Linked DNA regions of Homo sapiens: region 2 is linked to region 1. Evidence: read pairs that join two places in POLR2A ChIA-PET (ENCODE). Cell type or tissue: OCI-LY7. All regions are shown on one strand. Region 1 has its middle 1.6 kb from the start of LINC01250. Region 2 overlaps LINC01250 (long intergenic non-protein coding RNA 1250).

What was found. Peaks named below come from ENCODE experiments on the same cell type or tissue, not always from the same donor. Only the 100,000 strongest peaks of a DNase experiment are listed, where the experiment ranks them.
Region 2: POLR2A ChIA-PET joins it to region 1 with 5 read pairs; 2 of 35 experiments call an interaction of 5 or more read pairs at or near these places.

The regions. Positions count from the first base shown.
Region 1 is chr2:3,126,383-3,128,882 of GRCh38, forward strand. No RefSeq gene overlaps it. Among named protein-coding and RNA genes, the nearest start is that of LINC01250, 1.6 kb to the left of the region's middle. RefSeq lists a silencer at 1,025-1,189. In OCI-LY7, no CTCF peak of the experiment used is centred here; DNase peaks (open chromatin) are centred at 414, 1,049 and 1,539; H3K4me3 peaks cover 1,956 bases; H3K27ac peaks cover 2,475 bases.
Region 2 is chr2:2,900,294-2,902,793 of GRCh38, forward strand. The region is part of intron 5 of LINC01250 (long intergenic non-protein coding RNA 1250); the gene reads right to left. Among named protein-coding and RNA genes, the nearest start is that of LINC01250, 220 kb to the right of the region's middle. In OCI-LY7, no CTCF peak of the experiment used is centred here; DNase peaks (open chromatin) are centred at 1,198 and 1,488; H3K4me3 peaks cover 1,507 bases; H3K27ac peaks cover 1,769 bases.

The DNA of each region.
Region 1 (2,500 bases):
AGAGGGAGACCGCGCAGCTTACAGGTAGATGCTGCTTCTGAAGCTGCTGGCGGATTGGGGTGCGCGTCACAAGGTGGAGTTTGCTTTTAGAACCCAAATGACAAAGATCTCTGAGTTATAAGCACCTCTCACCTCAACCAGCAGCAGCAGAGGGGGCTGAGTGGTCATCACAGGGTCTCCTAGGAACACAGAGACGACCTGGCCTGGCCCTGTCCACTTACTGCCGGTGAGACCCTGGCCATGTCACTTAATGTCTGGCAAACTCACTTTTCTCACCTGTAAAATGGGTTCCTAGCCCTGCCTCGCCTGCTTGCTGGGTGGTGAGGATCACAGCCTGGACTGGGAGATGGGTGGGGCGTGCATGAATAGGCAGAGAGGAAATGAAAGGCTGCTCCAGCTTGCCCAAGGGCCAGAGACGGTCCATGCTTGGTGTGCTGGAGTTGGGGCTGAGAGAGAGACAGTGTTATTTTCCTGGAGATAGGACTTCTTATTTCGCTGGAGTACCCAGCTTTGGACAGGAAATCACTTGTTCATTGTTATCAGCCTGGGAGAGGAAATAAGGGCCCACATCTCTGCACTGCTTGCCCTGGAATGTGATTTATTGGAAACACTGGATAACTCATAGATGATAAAAACAACTGAAATGAGGCCCTGGAAGCTGCTCTGGCCTGAGCTCAGCGCAGCCCTGAGGCAGCAGCCGGGCAGGGAAGCCTGAGAGCTGCTGGGGCCGCAGGGACTCGGCCACGTCCAGCCACACAAAACAAACCAAACGTTTCGGGCGATCCTGGGGCAGCATCCTTTCCTCATCCTGCCTGGGCCAGGAGCCTGGGGCTACGAAGTCGTAAAGACTTACCCAGTGCATTCTGTCCAGAATCAGGGGCCCCTCTCAAGAGAAAATACAGCATCACAAAAGTCCACACGGAGGCACATTGGCGGCTGTCATGCTTTGTTGATCCCCGTGACAGATGCTGAAACACCAGCTAGTAAAATGGACACTTTGGGGCTGACATCTGCTGCTGTGCCTGTAATGAGCACTTCCTGTATGCAGGCAGCTGGGTGCCAGGCACAGGAAATCTACACAGGCCACAGAATAATTTGATTTGGGCTTTCTACGGAGTGCGCGCCGTCTCTGAGCTTTCGTGATTTCATCTTCCGGAAGGCGAAAATCATCCCTCTGCTGAATTGGGTTTTGATTTGCTGGTGTTCACCTGACAGGACGCATCTCCCGCGAAGAAGCAGTGTTTGACTCCGTGCTGCAGGGTTGTTTTGTCTCCGAAATGCAAACCAGCTACTTTTTTAATCCCATGGAGACCGTCCAGACACCAGACATTACTATATCCCTGGAATTATTCCCTGGGCAGCCGCAAATGAAGCTGGGAAGAACTGCAGTGGAGGGTGGAGGACGGAGGGTGGAGGGTGGAGGGTGGAGGGTGGGAGGTGGGTGACTGGGAGCATTTCCTGTGGTGGAGGAGCTGATCACACGTACAGGAAGGGAACACCTGGAGCCCTGGCTGGCAACCCTGTCCAGACTGCACTCAGCATCCACAGCAGCACGCACAGGGCAGCAGGAGTGCTTCCTCAGTGCAGAGAGCACCAGAGCTGCCCCACCTTCTCCTAGCCATCTGCAACTACTGGCCCCCAAGGAGAATTAAGAAGAACTCAGAGGAGCTAAACTCACCAAGATTGAGCCAAAGTCCTCAGGACACGCCAGAAGAGCCTCCATTAGCTCTGTCCCAGATCCATCCTAAGGGAACAGTGCAGAGGCAAGAGGCAAAGGGCCAAGATGAGGCCCCAGCACCTTCTTCTTGAACATGTGGGGGCCAGGAGACAAGAGCCACACCCTCACCCCAGCCTGGTCTGCAGGGTCTGTCCTCCCTGCTTGGTTCTTCCCTAAGGCAACTCACAAAGCCACTGCAGACAGCAGGACTGCAGTTTTTGAGCCAAAAGTTGAGACACAGGTTTTGACAATTTAAAAAAAGATTTTTCTCATTAGTAAATATATTTGAGATGTTAGAAAGAGGTTTCACAAATCATATTAATTTATATGTGAATTAATATATTTTGTTAAATAACCTCTCCCTGGGTCCCTCCCACAACATGTGGGAATTCTGGGAGATACAATTCAAGTTGAGATTCGGGTGGGGACACAGCCAAACCGTATCACATGACCAAGGCAGATGAGACCCTGCTCGAAGTTGATGTTTCAGTTGGGGTGCCAGGAGGGCACTGGGAGACACACGAGAATGCAAGAGAAGACCACCTTTGCCCTGGTTTAAACATATATCTATATAACATAAACTTAGGATCTTAAGTGTGGAGTGCAGCAGGGCTGGCTCTACACACACTACTGGAACTTTTCATCCGGCAAATCTGAAACTAGGGATCCATTAAACAACCCCCAGAAACACCCTTCCCCCACTGCCCTGGCACCCACCATTCTACTTTATGTTGCTAAGAGTTTAACTATGCCAGGGACCTCACAGGAAGTGGAATTCCACAG
Region 2 (2,500 bases), 230 kb before region 1:
CTTTAACATGGGTCGAGGAGGCATGAAGCTCAATTGCACGTGCCTGCATTTTTCATTTCATAAATATTCACGACTCCTCCTATAGCTTATTGAATATTTATATTCAGCAACCTCACTCACAAAAAATCCCTGTTCCCTTTGCCCCTGCCTCCTAGTGTCTGTTTCCAGCTTCTGTCTGGAGGCTACACTTCCCAGCCAGTCAGAATGGCTGGTCTGCAGGCTGCAGCCCTTTAGGAGAAATGAAGCTCTCCTTTCCAAATTTATAAACCTCAGTGTTCTTCAGTGACAGGGTAATCTGGTACCTCAATGTGAAGGCACACTATTTCATCACAGAAAAAAAATACAGTAGAAAAATAGAGACTAGTCTTTATGTTGAATGTATAAAACTGTTTATATGTAGACAAGTAAGAAAGGTAGGTTACAAACAGTAGGTATGGGATGAATCACTTCAGTCATAAACAAACAAATGCACACAAACACATATGCCCATAGAATAATAACCATGAATTTATTTCCTCAAACACCTATCTCTATGGAAGGAGTGTTTTAGTTTTATTGTGGGGCTCCTTGTTTCTTCTCATTTTCTACAGTTCATATTAGTAATTTGCAGTCCTACTGACAAATATTATTAAATACAAATAGATCAACCCAAGTGAATTTGATAACTAGTAATGAATCGAGTCAGGCTTTATTGTTCATTCTTTCCTGCCTCACTTTACATGAGCCCCTTAGGAAATGCCAATGAGAGAATACACAAGTGGCATAGAATATGCATGCTGAAATGACTCCTTTTGTGAATAAGTTAATCCCAGAGAAGGCAAGTGACTTGACCAGGCTCACTCAGTGTTAGAACAGAACCTGGGCAGAGTCTCCACTTCCTGATTTAACTCAATACTTGGAAAAGGCCCTGCCACAGAGGACAGGTGTTTTCTTCTTCATAATTACAAAGTAGGAGAGAAGAACTTGGAAACACTAGTCTTACCAAACTGATAACCTTTCTGATATCACTGATGGTCCACTCGCCCATCAGTGATATGTAAAATAATGGGAGGACTGTTCTTCAATTTTCTTTAACACTGATATGAATTCTAAACACAGAGATACAGTAGAATCTCGAGGCAGCATCTTTTGTCGTTTCTGATAAGCACGAGTGCTTTGAGTGTTGTCAAAATGTGGAACTGCAACTCACAGAGGAGGAGGCTGCCAAAGCAATGAGTTTCAGCTTTGCTGTGAAGTCTGACTTGGTTGAGGAGGGCAATTTGCCCTCCAGGATGGGGTGCAGTGTTTAAAATACTTGTCACATGAAGGCAGTGTCTCAGCCCTCCCAGAAGCCGCGATGCACCCCCAGCTACAGCAGGACTGCCTTCACTGCTTCCTACACATTTCCCATTTGCTGGGTTTTGAAAGTCATTATGAAAAGAGAAGCCTTGAAAGAGAAAAGGAAAGCAAATTTCATGGTACAGTCTTTGTGAGCAGCTCTCAGCAGGAAGCATCTCCATGGTGACCAAGGTCTGCTCCTGGACGTGGAAGAGGCAGTCACCACCCCCTAGGTTAGAGGAGACACAAGTTGCCAAATATTAACAGGAAAGACAAAGACTTTACAAAACTTTTTGTGGGTGTTCTCATTCACTCTAACGTCTCATCCAAGGTCTGCTCATGCCTCACAGAAAAGAATGTGACTTAACCTAGACAACACCAGTTCTTCAGGTAAGACATCACAAGCCATCCTCAGGTGGCCAGCGAGGTTCTCAGAAGATCAAGGCCATGGAAGTTTCTCTCCAAGAGCTGTCAGTGGTGGGGAGATCAAAGGCCTCCATTCATTCAATATTTATTCAGCAAATATACAGAATCAAGAATCAAGCTGAGAGCTGAGTTCAGTAAGCCAGGGAGTCATCCAAACAGGTCGCAAAAATCAAAGGGGAGGTGAGAAGCAGGTATCAGAACTCAGCGCCAACTGCCAAGGGAGGGAAGGAGGACCTGGGAGGTTCTGCCGCCCAGGCTGGAATCCCAGGCTCTCCCCACGGCTGTGGTGCAAGCCTGGAAGTGACGAGAGGAAGGCTGGACCAGAGGCACCTCCTGATGGGGCACTCCTCCCCACGTGCTTTTTCAAGAGTAAGGGGGACAGAACTGCAGCTCTAGCCTAGGAGAAGCAGTGCCAAGGGTGATTTCGAGGGAATCAAAGCCTCACTCCCACTCCAGGAAAGGCACAGACCTGCTCAAAAAACATCCGAATGCATGTCTGCACAGAGGGTCTGCACAGAGGCAGAGAAGCATGAGAGGAGGAAGATATGATGGCCTTCACCCAAGGAGCATGGCAGAAGGTACTTCTGGTCCACTAGAAGTCATCCACACTGGCTGGATGCCACTATCCTCTTCTTTTTCTTCAAGCCTCTAACAGGCATATTGCCTGGTCCTGCACTGACCCCTCTCTGTATGAGAGCTCTTAGCTTCAGCTCTGTCGATGGCCTCCCTGGTTCACAGGAATTCCTTCCTGGCTTCC